2 separate regions of the Mus musculus genome follow, and region 1 is linked to region 2. The links are chromatin loops, found by intact Hi-C in ENCODE. Cell type or tissue: left cerebral cortex. All regions are shown on one strand. Each heading gives the region's core, and the rest is flanking DNA. Links, peaks and the distances in the headings are about the cores only.

The links. Hi-C counts contacts between places; a loop is a spot of excess contacts. Peaks named below come from ENCODE experiments on the same cell type or tissue, not always from the same donor. Only the 100,000 strongest peaks of a DNase experiment are listed, where the experiment ranks them.
Region 1: a loop joins it to region 2, with 4 times the contacts of the local background. A loop is called at or near these places in 7 of 42 quality-filtered maps.

Annotation. Positions count from the first base shown.
Region 1 is chr6:17,630,701-17,639,033 of GRCm38, reverse strand. Capza2 (capping protein (actin filament) muscle Z-line, alpha 2) reads right to left here and starts at 2,024. Exons shown (of 10, transcript NM_007604.3): 1 at 1,874-2,024. The coding sequence starts at 1,912. In left cerebral cortex, for the core only: no CTCF peak of the experiment used is centred there; DNase peaks (open chromatin) are centred at 1,498, 2,076, 3,327, 3,748 and 1 more place; H3K4me3 peaks cover 2,276 bases; H3K27ac peaks cover 1,784 bases.
Region 2 is chr6:17,692,732-17,701,064 of GRCm38, reverse strand. It overlaps St7 (suppression of tumorigenicity 7), which reads right to left and starts at 7,071. Exons shown (of 16, transcript NM_001289624.1): 1 at 6,703-7,071. The coding sequence starts at 6,853. In left cerebral cortex, for the core only: CTCF peaks have their summits at 4,474 (motif pointing right), 6,353 and 6,959; DNase peaks (open chromatin) are centred at 4,565, 6,249 and 7,047; H3K4me3 peaks cover 1,832 bases; H3K27ac peaks cover 1,330 bases.

The DNA of each region.
Region 1 (8,333 bases), core at 247-8,246, 62 kb after region 2:
CAAGCAAGGAAATAAAATAGAGAAGCATGATTTAAGAACTGGTCCTAAAATATCACAATTAAATCCATTTCTGATCTATATGGAACACCTTCCTAAAACAGTACAAGTCTACTGGGAAATAAAAGTGACAAAATATTGTTTTCCATTTACTGGTTATTTAAATTTCACTAGAAAGTTTAACCACTGATCTCTTAAATTAGAAAATACTGTTATAAAAATCTGTATGTGAAGTTACTACAGAATATTCCTACCTATGTCACAAAAAGATGCTAAATCTAAGCTTAAAATTCTCATTAATTTGTTTCCAACGTTATGCCAGCAGGTGAACTCATACACTACTCTGTAAAACTCAGCACACTGGGTGTCAAGGAATCTTCTCATTTTATTTTGAAATTTCCGGGCCTTTCCAACAACATGGCAAATCTACATTAATTCCCACCCTAACAATTCTCTTCTCACTATCTTCCAAGCCAATTGAGCTCCTCCTAATAATTATATGAAAGTACACAAAACATGAAAAAAATCGCTTCAAGAACTTTGAATCTGAAACGCTATTTTTCTTGTAATGCGCTGGTATATTTTCAATAAATAGCTTTAAACTATTCAATGCTACAAATGTAAACACTGTACAGCAACTTTTAGCGACTTAGGGTCTAATTCTGTGAATTAAAGTAAGGTATGCTTGTCCCCATTTTGTTAAGTTATCACCATTTCATCCAAGGGCACAAACGAGAAAGCCAGAACACTTCCAAAACCATAAAAGAGGCTGAGTTCTGAACAACCAAAGAGAAAGAGAACACTAATTCTGGTGCAGTATAAAAGGAGAGGGTCCCAACTGAAAATATCCTTAGTGTTTCTCTAACACCCTACTAGAACTGAGTTCTGTTTCCCACATGGGTGTACTTCATTTGGAACTTAAAAACAAGCTAAGATCAGACATTTCCAAAGGGCAGCACACTCATATGTCAGTTAAGTCTAAGTTTGAAAAAAACGTCCCGGTCTTTTCCAGAAAATACTCAAAACGTATGGCGTTCCCCCTCACACTACTTGCCCCTTGGTACGCGGTCTCCTCAGTCGCCAAAGAAAATGGGCAAGAGCCTTAGTTCAATGATCAGATTTCGTATCACAAATGTGAGAACTTGAGTCGTGCATTTGGTCCTAATGCTGTCACAGCATTTAACACACAGTAAAAGGAGTTGCACCCGCTCGCCCTCTTCAGAGTTGGTCCTATCAGGAAGATGGGATGTCACCAAATCTGCCCCAAGAGGGGGAAGCAGCCAAGTTGGGCAGAAAATAACTATGGGAGGGAGGGGTGTCTTTGTGAACAATACTGCCTTCCGGGGAACATGGGAGCAGCAATTAAAAAAAAAAAAAAGGTAATGACAATATTAATAAAAGAAATAGATGGCGGGGGGTGGGGGGGAAGGGGCGGGATGTGGAGACGGCGACCTCCGGAGGGAAGGAAACACCCTGGGGAACCAGGAAGCACTTCGCGTTGGGGAGGAGAAACTGCAGGAAAAAGTGAGGGTCGGCTATGCCGTCTTCCCCGCCCGCCCGCCTCACGGCGAAAGCCCCAGGCCAGGCGGCGCCGCTCCGCCGTCGGCCGCTCCCGAGCCCGGACCCCCAGGGCCGGGTCCCGCCGCCCCCGCTCCCGCCCGCGGCCGCCGGGCTCCGCTTCCTATTTTCGGAGCACACACCCTACAAGGAGCGGAGGGGCCCGGCCTCGGGGAGCCCGGGCAGCACCCCGCTCGGGAAGCGCAGGCGTGCGGCCCACCACCGGAGCCCGCCCGGGGTCAGACTCCGGCCCTCGCGCCTCGGCACTCACCTCTCCCGCCCTCCCGCCCGCCCGGCTCCTCACCGCCGCGGCACCTACCTTCTCCTCATCGGACAACTGCTCCTCCAGATCCGCCATCTTCCTTCTGGCGACAGACCGTGGCGCTGGTGGCAGCAGCGGCCACCTGACTTCCCCCTTTCCGAGCGGTCTTCCGCGCCGCGCGCCCCCGCCAAGGGAGGGGCCCCGCCGCCCAGGCCGCCGCGCACGCGCCCCGGAGCTCCGCCTCCCGGGAGCCGAGCCACTGCGCACACGCCTGGGAGCTCCGCCTCCTCAGCCTAGGCCGCCGCGCACGCGCCCCCGGAGCTCCGCCTCCCTCCCCCTGAGCGCCGGCCTGAGCGCCGCTGTGCGCGTGCGCAGCGCCTCCAAAGTGGGATTGCTATGGTTATCTTCTGTCATCCTGCTCTGTCTGGTGCCTTCTCTAGTCAACGATGACCATATGGACCCGGTTGGCGATGAGTACATTCTGAGCCCATGACTTTGTTCCCACCAAGTCCTGAACGCTGCCAGCTAAAATGTGAAAAGCTGTACCAATTTAAAACATTTTTAAGTATTAGGAAAAATACTGTTTTAATTGAAATAGGCACACACAATCCAGTCCATAATTGAAAGATTACTTTTGATATATTCATTTATTCATCCGAAAAACATTTATTGGTCTTTTATGATAGGAAGACTATTTTGCTAGTTCTTAGGAATAAGAAATGTAGATTTAAAAACCCAAACAAACAAAAATCCCAAAGAAAATGCTCTTAAGCTCACCTCTATTAATTAGACATTGAGTTAGGGAAGGCATTGTACTCCTGGAAAGTAAAAAAAAAAGAAAAAAAAGTTAAGTTAGCCTTGGATCTGTACCCTCATGAACTGGCTGTCCAAACTACTTACAGGTCATCCAGTAGAAATTTCAATTTCATACAACCAATTTTTAAGGTAAATGTCCCATGAAGGATTTAAAGCATTCTAAAACCATTATTTATTATTTTCAAATTTTACTGGATGTCTCCTACTTTTATTTGCTAAATCTGGCAACTCTACTACTGAAGCTTCAAGTTAAAGAAAAGGGGGGGGGGTGGAAGGTTGAAGTCAAAGCTGACACAGGAAGCAGCTGGAAATGTTGATAAAATTGAGTTGCTAGTTCAGCAGGCCTGAGCAAACCAGAGAATCTATATTTCTTACAAGCTCCCAGGAAGGAGGAGTGCTACTCGTCTGAAAACCACACTTTGTTTTTACCAAGGACTAAGAGTTTAGTTAGTAGTTAAGACTTCAATAATTAGAAAGTGAGAAGCTCTTGAGGGCATTTGGACAGTGTCACGACATGAACCGAACATGCTCAGCGGTGTCAATCTGACAGCTGTGTGTAAATGACAGGTAAGAGGACCCTAAAGAGCTCAAATAGCTATCTGGGTCCAAGAACACTATCATTAAGTGACTTACTAAAGTGTTCGTTTGCAGAGAGCAGGAAGAGGAAGCTGACATGTGCGGGAACTGAAAGTGTCCAGTTGAAGACAAACCCGTGGAGACAGCATGCAAGTTAACAAAGAACAGTGTCTGACCAAACCCCTCAGGAGCTACAAGTCAATATCAGTTCCCTCTTTTATAGTTCCTAAATCCTTGCTTTATTTATTGCTCCCTGCCATTGTAAGTGTAAGTATTACTGTTCGTCCAAACCAAAGCTCAGGAATTTATCCAATGCTACATAGCTCGAATACGACTGAATCCTAGGCATTTTGTTCAACATCCCACATTCTTTCCACTGTCAGAACTTTCTCCCTTTCTCCACAGAATAAAACTTAATGGAGGTGCCTTCTCTGGCATGCCAGCAATCCAGTTCACAGCACCTTCTTCAACAGTATCTGGGACTCAGGGTTTCCCCACCAAGGTTGCTCCTATTTACTTAGCATTTTATGTCTTACACAGTGGGTTCTTGGTGAATGTTGCATAGCTAACTTACTGGCAGCACTACCCTTTAGAAGCCTCATTGAAAATCTTGTAATGTTTTGCAATAATCTGAGTCAGAGTATGTTTCTAGCCGTGGGTTTGGTGATATTTGCATATGGTTCCCATAGCAATTTAAAAAGCAGTAAATTATGTATAATGTCGAATAGTCCCTATAGTAATCTCTAAACACTACCTTCTTGATACAGCTAAAGGGATTCGCAGAATTTAAGTGACATGTATTTGGAAGAAACTTCAGCAAGTATAAATAAGAAGTGCTTGTTACAAGACTGCACTAAGAAACATGCCAGTATCCTTGCCTCTGGTGCATCATAATCAAGAGATAAGCAAAAGTTTCCCTGCACAGTTCTATCAACATGAGAATTTCTATCTCCTTTCTCTTTTTTTAAAAAATAACTTTTATTTATTCCTTGAGCATATTAGATAATATATTTTTACTTTATTCATTCCCTTCCCCCAACTCCTCTCACAAACTCCCATGAAATTTTCCATGATTTTCCTATTTAGTTTCCAAACTCACCTCTCTTCTACTTTTTAGTGGTTTAATCATGGCTTTTCAAAACCTCCCTAGACTTGTCTTTTTAAGATTGCTTTTGTAAAAGATGTTTTTAATGAGTGTTGGTGTTTTGCCTACACGTATGTCTGTGTGAGGGTGCCAGATCCCCTGGAACTGGGGTTACAGACAGTATTGAGTGACCATGTGGGTGTTGCGAATTGAACCTGGGTCCTCTGGAAGAGCAGCCAGTGTTCTTAACCACTGAGCCATCTCTCCAGACCTGCTTTTTCTCCCCTCTTCAATTTCCTGTAGATATGCTCAAACTCTGTATATTTTAGTTATCATGAAAACTGGTGAGATGGCTCAGTAGATAAAAGTGTTTGCCACGAAGCCTGATGATCTGAATTTGATCACAGAACCCACCCAGTAGATTGAGTGAACCAACTTCTCTAAGTCGCCTTCCAACACACACACACACACACACACACACACACACACACACACACACACACATTGTGGCATGCACCTCCCGTCCAAGAAACAAATGTAAAACTTATTGTGAACAGAGGTTACTTAATTTCATAGACACGAAATTCTGGGTTCCATTGTTGTGTAGCAGTTTCCTTGGAGATTAAAAACCTTTGCTCCAAGTGTAGCTTAGCTAACTAGTGAGTTGAATGAGGTTTACAGGGGTGTGGTTGAAAGGTCACTCACAGGAGTATGGCAGCTGCACTGGGGGGGGAGGGGGGGAGAGGAGAGCCATACCCACACCGGCATGGGTAATGACTCATGAGAGTAGCACTCTAAGAGCTGCCGGTGTGATCTGTAGACAGTCTTTCTCCACCTGTATCTAGCTGCCTATATAATGTGTAGAGTGCAAGAACAAGCTCTGTGAGTTTGGTTTACTTCTTGAGCCTTGTAAATTTCATTACTCCCTGACTCTTCCTATGACTCCTGGGAAGCAGTGTTTGGATTCTGAGGCTATAGCTACATAACAGAAACCCTCATTGAATCTTGAAATATTTTTTTCTCCTAGACTCCTGTGTAAAGATTTCTTTTGATATTTTGTCATATATAACCTCATTCAAAGACATTCATATTTTATGCCTTCCAACAAAACTTCTCTTCAAGTGCTTTTATGTGCCACACACTAGATATGCCAAAAGCTAATAAAGACATAGGCCATGACCTAGAGGAGCAGAATGGTACTATGATGATAATAAGTGACATCATTAAGATCTATAATTAATACCTGGTATTAATAATAATAACTTATTAACATCTAAGTTCTGATTTTTTTTCCAGCTTCTCCCAGCCTTGAGAGATTTAATTTACTCTGTTTCCATTTCTTTTCATTTGTGGTTGGGGATATTACCGATACTCCCATTACAAGGCTGTCCTGTGGACTTAGTGAGATCACAGGCAGTGTGCTTAGCATCTGGACCAGGTATTAATATAGGTCTTAGTGATGTCACATATTATCATCCTAGTACCATTCTGCTCCTCTAGGTCATGGCCTATGTCTTCATTAGCTTTTGGCATATCTAGTGTGTGGCACATAAAAGCCCTTGAAGAGAAGTTTTGTTGGGAGGCATATCCAGTGATCCATTTCACATACCTGAATGGGAATTTTAAAATTGTGCTAGTAGACAAATGGTGACTTCCAGAACAAGACAGCAAACAATTTTCCTAGAGAGTCCCAAGTTACTCAGCTGCCACTTAGCTAACTCTGTAATTGATTTTTTTTTTTACTCTATATTTCCCCTACCACTGTAAATTTAAGTCTTCAGTGATGTTTTGTGTTCCAAATGAAGCACAGAGGGGAAGCCCTAATGGGAGGGATCCTTTAGGGCAAATCAAGAAAGAATTAAAATTTATATTATCACTTATTACTTGAATTACTGATACACAATATTTCAGGCATACAAAAAACAAACAAACAAACAAACAAAAAACCATAGTTCTCTCTTTTTGTATCCCTTTCCCTCTTTTCATTCCAGAAAACACCACTAACCTGAGTTGCATGCTTATCACTCCTACGTATTCTTATTTCTTTCCATTCTGTTTGTTTCTCTGATATCTATATTAATGGAGTCTTTTAAACATATTTATACAATGCATTATTATCATTTTGATACAGTTTTATAAATACCATGGGTAGAGAACATTACACCAATCACTGATAAAACATCAAACAAACAAGATAAAACCAAAACAACATTAAAACCACCTACCTTTACCTCGTGGCAATGTAACTTTTGAAGCATGAGTGAAATCTTGCTGTATTTTTTGTTTTAACCTGGAGAGATGAAGCAACATGATACACATGAACATGGATTCCAAATGAAAAGATAGGTCAGATTTCTTTAAGGGTGTATTGGTAAAGCATCATTAATGACAATAATTTTTTCTTGGGTGTCTGTGCTGGGGGCATGGAGAGAAGTGGAATGTATATGAACGTGCTCTGCTGGGTAAGTCATATGGAAGCCAAGGGCTGAAGGAATGTCTCCAGTTGCTTCTCTGCCTTAGTTTAGTTGGGAACTCTCACTGAACCTGGAGCTGACCAAGAAACTGCGCAGATCTACTGTCTCTAGCACTAGGATTTTAGTCATGATGCCATGCCCAGTTTTTACTTGTTTGTTTAGTTGGTTGGGTTTTTTTGTTTTAACATGATTTGGGAATTCAAATTCAGATCTTCACATTTGTACAGCAACCACTTAACCCTCTGAGCTGTCTCTCCAGCCTGGGATAGGAAACTTTAAAAACTTTTGCTTGGACTCATTAGTCTCAACATAGCAAAAAACCACAAAATTGTCCTTTGTCTCTCCACAAAGCCACGCCCATCATCAAGAGAACCAGTCCAAGGAATTGCAGTAGCATCTGCCAAAATTCCTTCCTCTTGCTTCTTTGGGAGTACCACAGTGACTCAAGTGAACTGAAAAATGTTTCCATGGCTGGCGTTCTCTTTACGAGTGACCTTAATCACCAAGGCAGCTGCTCACTCATGGGGTGGCTCCCACTGTAGATCTGATACTTTCCTAAAATGCAGGGTCATGTGCTCCGGTCACTTCATCTGTTGTTTGTAACACGCTTTGTTCCATGTGGGTGGGTACTGAGTTATTCACACATATTGTTGTGGGCTAGAGGGAGGAATATCAAGTCTCATAATCTTTCCTGTTGTGAGTTGCTTTTGATGACAACAGCTATGAAGGACACTCTGAACACTCTCAGCAGATAACCTCAGGACACTTTTTATGATTGCCATGCTTCAGGGCTTTCTTCCTTTACCTCACAGTATCTGTGAAGTTTGGAAAGATTGAACTTGTACTAGTGGATTGCTAAGCACAGACCTGGGAGTTTGGCTCTATGGATCTTCTGGGTTAGTTCTTCACCAATAGTTGTCAGAACACACATACACACACACACACACACACACACACACCACACACACACACACACACTTTCTAAATCAAACAAAACCAGTTATCTTGTTTTAGAAGAGTACAACTCAGAGAGAGAATTTACACTACTGTAATACTGGGCAAAAGAAGATTTAAACTTGCAAATTCAACTGTTTAAATGTATTTCTTAGTCTGATACATTACATAGCTAATGACTGAAATGTAAACTTAAGGCGGGTCACAGTGCAAATATATAATATCCATGTTTATTAATTTTACTTATGTAATTCTTTTTTATTTTGAGCTTACAAAGTAATAGGTTTCCTTATGGTATTTTCATATCTTCTTACTTTGGGCTGATTCTCACTCCTGTATAAACCTTATTCTTAATCAGACAGACAAAATATAAAGATATGTTCATGTGATGATTTCCATGATATTTTGTTCCAATGACTTTTAAGTGAGCTGACTTATTTTAGGAAATGGTTGATTTATTAAGTCAGCATGCAAGGTAATGGGTTTTCCTATGGTATTTCATACATGTATGTCACTTTATTCCTATTTATCTCTCTCCCATTGTCTTACCCTATCCGTCCTTTAAAAATATTCCTGCCTTTTAAGAAATGTGGTATTCTTTGACATCTCCATC
Region 2 (8,333 bases), core at 185-8,184:
CCCAGGTCTCCCGTGGTATTCTACTACCTACTACCTACTACCTAGTGCATGCTACCCTACCATCCCTTCCTTAACTTCCTCCCCCAACTCTTCATTGTATTCCAGCCTCTAAAGCCAGAGGCACTCACTCAGTCTTCAACTAAGAAGGTCAGTAAAACAGGCAACATACAACCATCACACTTTGAACATCTGGAGAGGAAACAGAAACCAAGGAAAAAAACACTCACCCAACAAAGAAAAACCCAGAAATCAGCACTTAGACCTTTAATCACCTCAAACCCAGATGCCTAGATGCAGCATAAGGACACCCAGTAACAGCCAGGGCACTGTGTCTCCACGAGAGCTCAGCTATCCTACCACAGCAGGCCCTGACTATTTCAACATAGCTACACACAAGTAAAAGACCTTAAAAACTAACTATATCAAGATGATAGCGGTTCTTAGAAAATGAAAAAGAAAATCCCTTAAAGAAATCCAGGAAAATTCAAACAAACAACTGGAGGAAATGAATAAATCCCTTAAAGACAGTATCCCCCCACACCCCCCAAAAAACAAACAATAAATAAATAAATATTGAAAAAACAAGACTCAGAAAATTCTGTACAGATGTGTTTCAGACTCTAAGAGAACAAAGATGCCAGCCCAGACTACTATGCCCAACAAAACTTTCAATCACCATAGATGAGGAAAATAATATTCTGTGATAAAGTCAAATTTAAACAGTGTCTATGTGGTGGTTTGATCATGCTTGGCCCATGGTAAGTTGGCACTACTAGGAGGTGTGGCCTTGTTGAAGTAGGTGTGTCTTTGTTGGAAGAAGTACATCACTGTGAGTGTGGGCTTTGAAGCTTTGCCCAGTGCAGAAAAGACCATCCTCCTGGCTTCCTTTAGAATAGTCAGTCTCTCTTGCTGCTGCCTTCAGATCAAGATGTAGAACTCTCAGCTCCTTCTCCAGCACCATGCCTGTCTACAGGCTGCCATGCTTCTTGCAATGGTCATAACGGATAAAATCTCTGAAATTTCTTGAGCTACAGTTACACAGTTTAAATCACCCTCAGAAACTCCACCTTCCATGCTTCTGCTAGTACTGCCCAGTAAACCCCACTTAAAGCATTCCTGCTTTCCACATTTCCAAAATCCACATTGCTTCAAACAAAAAGACCCAGACCTAAGTTCACATATCTAGGGACACCTAATTTTTGATAAAGAAGTCAGAAATATACCCTGGGAGGGAAAAAAAAAGAAGACATTTTCAATAAATAATGCTGATTAAACTGGGTGTCTGCATGTACAAGATGCAAATAGATCCATATATTTATATCCCTTGACAGAACTCACATCCAATGGATGAAAACCCTCAACATAAAACTAGACACACTGAGCCTGACGGCAGAGAAAGTGAGGAGGCCTTGAGCACATCAGTACAGGAGACAGAACGTTGTGAACAGAACACAGGTATCCCAGGCACTAAGATCAACTATTAATAAATGGCATGTCATTAAACTGAAAAGCTTCCATAAGGCAAAGGATACCATCAATTGGACAAAGCTACAGCTTACAGAATAAAAAACAATATTTTTACTAACTTGACATCTGATAGCAAATGAATATCCAAAGTACATAAAAAAATTCAAGAAACTAGAGATCAACAAACCAAATAATCCAATTAAAAATAGGGTACAGATCTAAACAGAGAATTCTCAATAAAGGAATCTCTAATAGCTGATAAACACTGAAAGAAATGTTCAAAGACCTTATCATCAGGAAAATGAAAATCTAAAACAGTTTGAGAATCTATCTTACATCTGTCAGGATAACTAAGATCAAAAACACAAGTTACAGCACATGCTAGCGAGGGTATGGAGCAAGGGGAATACTCCTCCATTGCTGGTAGAAGTGCAAACTCATACAGCCACTATGGAAATTAACATGGCAGGTGCTTCATAAATTGGGAATTGATGGGGGCTGATGAGATGGCTCAATGGGTAAGAGCACTGACTGCTCTTCCAAAGGTTCTGAGTTCAAATCCCAGCAACCACATGGTGGCTCACAACCACCCATAATGAGATCTGATGCTCTCTGCTGGTGCATCTGAAAACAGCTACAGTGTACTTATTTATAATAATAAATAAATCTTAAGAAAAAATTGGGAATTGATCTACCTCAATAACCAGCTATGCCATTCTTGGGCATTACCCAAAGGACATTTCATCCTACCACAAAGACACTTGCTCGGTTATGTACATTTTAGCTTAATTCATAATATCCAGAAACTGGAAGCAACCTAGATGTCCCTCAACAGAAGAATGGATAAAGACAATGTAGCATATTTCCACAATGGAATATTACTTGGCCATTAAAATGACATCATGAAATCTTCAGGAAAATAGATAAAACTAGAAAAAACAACAACAACAACAACATCCTAAGTGAGGTAACTCAGACCCACAAAGACAAAATGGTATGTATTCACATTTAAGTGGATATTAGCCATTAAGTAAATGGTAACCAAACTACAATCCATAGACCCAGGAAGGTTAGGTAAAGAGGTAGGGCCTAGGGGGAGTGCATGGAGCTCCCTGGGAAGGGGAAATAGAATAGATTTTGTGAGTGGACTGGGGACTGGTGAAGACATGAGAGGGGAGGACCAGGTGGGGGGAGATGGGATGAAGGAGAAGAGAGTGGGAGAGAGCTGAAATTGGAGAGCATTTGGTGGGCAGTGTGGAAACCCAGTACAACAGAATCTTCCCAGAATCCACAGGGGTGATCCTAGTGAGGACTCCCAGGAATGGGAGATATAGAATCGCAAATGGCCAGCTTTTGTAGCCAGGCAAGGCCTCCAGTTGTGGACGGGGTTGTTGGCTGATGGGGTTCCATGTACATCCCCAAACAGTCCAGGATGATGCTAGGACAGAGGGTTGCTCTCCAAAAGCTAATAGTGCAGCCCCATCGCTGAGGATAATATCCACATAGTTCAGTTACCATAGAGAGGTCAAGCTGCTTGTGTTACTGAAAGAGAACTGTGGACACCAACCCAGCCACAAAAACGTCGTCCAACAATCAGTTCTGCCTTCAAGATGTGCTGGGGCAATGGTAGTGCAGACTTTGTGAGGGTGGCAAACATTATTTAACTTGAGGCCCACTCCATGAGAGGAAACCCATGTCAGACACTGCTTGGATGGCCAGGAGCCAGAGACTGGATAGCCCAATGACCTAGGGTAAAACCAAACATGACTGACTTAAAAATAAAATAAAATAAAATAAAATAAAATAAAAAGAAATGAAATGATTCCTAATGGTATTGTGCTATATTCACACATCGGTCTCTTGTCCAGTCGTCATCAGAGAGGCATCCTCCAGCAGCAGATAGGAACACATGAAGAGACAGCCACAACCAGACATTATGAGGGAGAGTCGAAATTGGAGATCTCTATCAGGTCCCTCCCCTATGAGATAGGGGAAGCTCATGGAAGATGGGGCTGAAAGATTGTAGGAGTCGGAGGTGGATGGACGACACCAGGAGAACATGTCCTACTGAATCAATTAAGCAGGACACATGGGAGCTATTCATAGAGACTGAAGCAGCAAGTGTGGGGCCTGCACGTGTCTACATCAGATCCTCTGTGTATATGTTGTGTCTGTTAGCTTGGTGTTTTTGTGGGACTCCTAACTGTGGGAGTAGGTGTGTCTTTGACTCTTCTGTCTGCTCTCGGGACTCTTTTGCTTCTGTTGGGTTGCCCTGTCCAGATTTGGTATCGGGGCTTTTGCCTTGTCTCGTTGTATTTCGTCTGGTGGCTGTCTCTTGGAAACCTGTTTTTCTTCTGCTGGAAGAGAGCAGGTGAGTGGATCCAGGAGAGCATGGGTGGGGAGAAGCAGGGAGGAGTGGTGGCAGGGGGATCTGCGGTTGGGAAGTATTAGATAAGACAACCAACTACTTTTTAAAAAGTATCGAGGGGAGCACGCCACATAGCCAAAACACAGTGCACAGCATGCAAATCAGAGTCCACTCCCATAGTGCACAGCAGGGCTTGAGCTGTGGACTTCATGGCTCCTAGTTACCACATACCTCTGCCTTACTTCAGTGGCATGGAGGACTGCGACAGCCTCAGCAACTCTAAAAAGCAGCTCTCAACCCAATGGCATCTCTGCCTTATCACAGGAGGAGAGAGCACCACAGAGTTAAAGAGCAACAAAATTAGTTGAATTAGGTACAGTGGTGCACACCTTTAATCACAGCACTTGGGAGGCAGAGGCAGATAGATCTATCTCTGTAGGTTTTAGGACAGATGGCAGCAAGAAATCCAATCTCAGAAACAACGAAAAGGGAAAGAAAGGGTAGGTAAGGGAGAGGAGAGAAGAGGAGGGGAGAGGAAGGAGAGGGAGGGAGAGAGAGAGAGAGAGAGAGAGTTAGTTGGGTTGGACTGGACCCCATTTAGAGAGTTCCCTGCAAAGACTGGCTTGACCACTGGAGGGCAGTTACTTGGAGCTGTGCAAGCCAGCCAGCAAGTTCTTTCATTATAGAAAGTTGTTTCCATGGGAAAGAGAATTTGGCAAGAAAAGGAGGGAAATACGTTGACAGGAGTCTCTGGCCGTCTTCCTACAAGAACTTCTCACTTTTTTCTTAAAAGGGAAGAAAAATGCCATCCAATGTCTCACACTGCCTTTTGAAAAACCTAATCCCGGCTGCGGTGGCTCACCGCCATCCTTGGATATATCAAGAGCAGTGCTAAAGCCCTTCCTCATCTACTACATTCTCACAGAAATAGCAGAAAGATGAAAACCCTCCACGCGCTTCTCTTTTCATCCCCCTTTATGACAAGAATATGCACAAAACTCTCCAGGACAAACTGAGGCCCCGCACCACAGAGAAAAGGGCCTCTACCTGATGCCTAGGAAGGAACGAGCCACAGCCTGGCCCATCCAATGCTGAAAATCTCAATTAGAAAGGTCCCTGTGCAAACTATCTGTGAGAAATGCCAAGTCTAGTGTTGCTTGGGGCTGGGGGAGATCCCAACTCTCTTCCTAAAAAATCATCTCTCTTCTTAATCCTTCCTGTCTGTCCTGTCTAAAGTGTTAGCGTGTGGCCTCTGTGCCTTGCATATAATTCTGTTTGGATGACTATTTAACCTACTTTAAGGAAATGAGAAATAGAGACGTGTTCTGAAATAAATATAACTATATTATGCAAAATTCAAGATTTTAAAAATTCTACAACAAATTTTCTGGAAGGAAAAAAATTTGGAAGTACCTTCCTATAAATAGATAATAAAGATTCAAATTTGTTTAAAGGACGGGTCTTTGAGACTAGAATCTATTCTCTAGTCACCAAAGTCACAAGGAAAAAGCCTTACCCTAAAGCAGTTGTTCTAAACCTTCTAAATTTACGTTGAGGTGACCCACCAACCATAAAACTATTTTCTTTTTTCTCGCTACTTTGTAATTGTGATTTTGCTACTCATAATGTATATATCTGACATGCAAGGATATCTGATATGCAAGCTCCAAATGGGTCATGACCCACAGGTTGAGAATGTCTGTCCTAAGGCAAGGAACACAATATTACAATGTGACAAGCAGTCACGCTAACAGATTAAAAAAAAAAAAAAGGTGGGATCTTCGGAATAATCAGAGCCAAACAGCTTAGCATCCTCTACATTAGGATGAGCTGATTCTATGTGCAGAATTCTGTCTGCCTCCCAAAAAGACCATCCAAAGGATACTATGAAACAAACATAGTCAGCAACAGGTTCACATTAAAGGAGGTTTATAATGTTAAACAAAATGAGTACATTGTGGCAAGCATCTAAAAGGGTCCACTTCCCACTGGTCCTCCATTTCCAGTTATGGTCATGGGAAATTCATTTCCAACCTTGGTATTGTAGACAATGCAAATTAAAATAACAGAAGACAGATATATGTGAATGTGTATCTATGTCTGTAAATAAGTCAGAACTGTAAAGACTTCCCAGCGTAGTGTGCAATAAAATTTGCAGACTCAAAGGGCTGTAAGCCTTCCTTCAACGTGCATTTTGTTTCTGAATTGTCTCTGGGGTGTCCTTAGCCTAAGTTTGCCCTCCTTGGTTTTTAACATCTGGGGTGGCCTGCTGCAAGTTTATCAGGACCACAGTCACCACATACATGCACACTTGTTTAGCCCCGCGCGCTTTAGAGAGGGCTCAGCCGAGAACAGGACAACTTCAGCTGGGGACGTCAGACATTCCAGATTCCCCGCGCGCGGTCCGCGTGTCCCCTCGACATTCCGTTGGGTGACCTGACACGTCATCCACGCTCCTAGAGGGACCTACGGACATGCCCTCCCCGTCCACACCACAGCGACACCCTCCGGGACAAGGCTCTCTCTCCACTCGCGCGCGCCCTCGGCCCGAGCCATGCGTGGGCCCTGGCGGCGCAGCCGGGAGCAGGACATGCCTCCTCGGCGCGGTTCGGACGCTCGAGCGCCGGCGAGACTCGCGAGCTCCCGGGGCTCGGCGGGGACCCGCGGGGACGGAAGGGGACACTCCGCGCGCGGGGGTGGGGGTGGGACTCGCGAAGGCCGCGGGGCTGCGGCGGCCACCTGAGGCGGCGCGTCCCGGAGCGCGCGTCCCCGCCGGCCGCGACCCCGCCGCGCGACTTTGCACTAACTTTCCCGGGGCGGGGGAGGGGCGGCCGAGCGGAGCCGGGCCGGGCCGGGCCGGGCCTGACCTGTGCTCAGGTTGTCGTTGATCCTCAGGGGCACCCTCAGGATGTAGACCAGGAAGAGCACGAGGAAGAACCACACGGTCCACAGATAGGTCCACGACCACACGATGCAGGACTTGAGCTGCTCCAGGAAGCCCGCGCCCGCCTCGGCCATCTTCCGGCGCTGCTACGGGCCGCCGCGGCGCTCGCTGTCGGCCGGGATGATTCACCCGCCCGAGGCACGGCTCGAGCCGCCGCCGCCGCCAGGGCCCGGCGTCCCCGGAGCTCGCCCGGCGCCCGGATGCGGCGGGAAAGCGCGCGGCCTGCGCTCCGAGCCCCCGCCGGTGGCCTTCGTGGAGCGGTCACGTGGGCCCGGTCCCTGCACTCTCCCGGGCCATTTATACTTCTTGTACTAGTATTTTAGGAGGACAGCCCGGGCGCCGCCGAGGGACCCACTGACGTAACAGCTCGCGGGTGTAGAGCGCTTCCGAGAGCCGGGCGTGCTCCACACACTTTGTAATGTCTGGGGGGGGAGCCTGCAACAGTTGCCAGGTCCTGGGGTGATAGACGGAGGGAAACTGAGGCCCAAAGCGTTCCTAGGTCTACCTTAAAGTGGAGTCAGAATTCGGTTGCAATCAAGATTTCCAGGACGTAAACAAGGTTTCCAGGAGTCTTAAAGCTGTGTCTCCCAGGACTGGGGCTTAAAGGTATCAATGAAATCCAGACGAGCTAGAAGAGATGCACTCCTGCTCATTAGGCCTGAAGAGAAATTTTGGTTCCCTTTGTACTAGCTTCTGCTATTTGTTTTGTTTTTCCCAAACAGCACGGTGAAGGGTTTTCCAGAGAAACTGACAACATACGTATTTCTTTTTCTTCCTATTTTCCAAGTGATCGCCATTCAAACAAGTCTTTACTCGTTTTGTTTTTGTTTTTAACATATAAGCAATTCCCTAGTTTAACTTTGGCGTACTTCATCAGAACCTAATGAAAAATGAATAAAAATAAAACCACATTATGAACATTTTCCCACGGTTAAATAAAATAGTATATTTTACACAAGGCTTTAGGTGCTAGCTCCGAGTCTGTTTCTTGACTTTTAATGTATTCAATGTTAAATGAAGCAAACGCAGACTTTCCCAACTATAACCAAGACATTAAAATTCATCACTGAACAGCTTACCTTATTATAATTTTTATATTGCTCATGATTAAGCTCAGAATGCATTACCTCAAAATGGGACACCTTGTGCTGGCGTGCTGGCTGCCTTGAATGGAAGGGAATTGGAAAGGCCTCAGAAGCAAGGTGTCTCTGAGCTCCTGTCCTTTTTTCATACCTTGTGTGTCCCCCAAAGCAAAGCCAGTTCCCGGAAACCAAAATTCCCCTACTTCAAGGTGCATTGTAGAAATCAGAATGCATCTCCCTCAGACTAAACTATAAAACATGGAAAGCTCGATCTTTTCTCCCTTCCCCCTCCTCCTTTGAAGCCCCTCATTCCAGGACACTCTACCTCAAAAACCTCCAGAAGAAAGAATGTTAGGGAGAGGCCAAGAATGTGGACATGCCGGCTTTGCGAGACCTTTCCCCTCAGCCTGTCACCTTCACGTTATTACCTGAACGAAAAGAGGTTTCTCAAATTCTTTCAGGCTTCATTTAT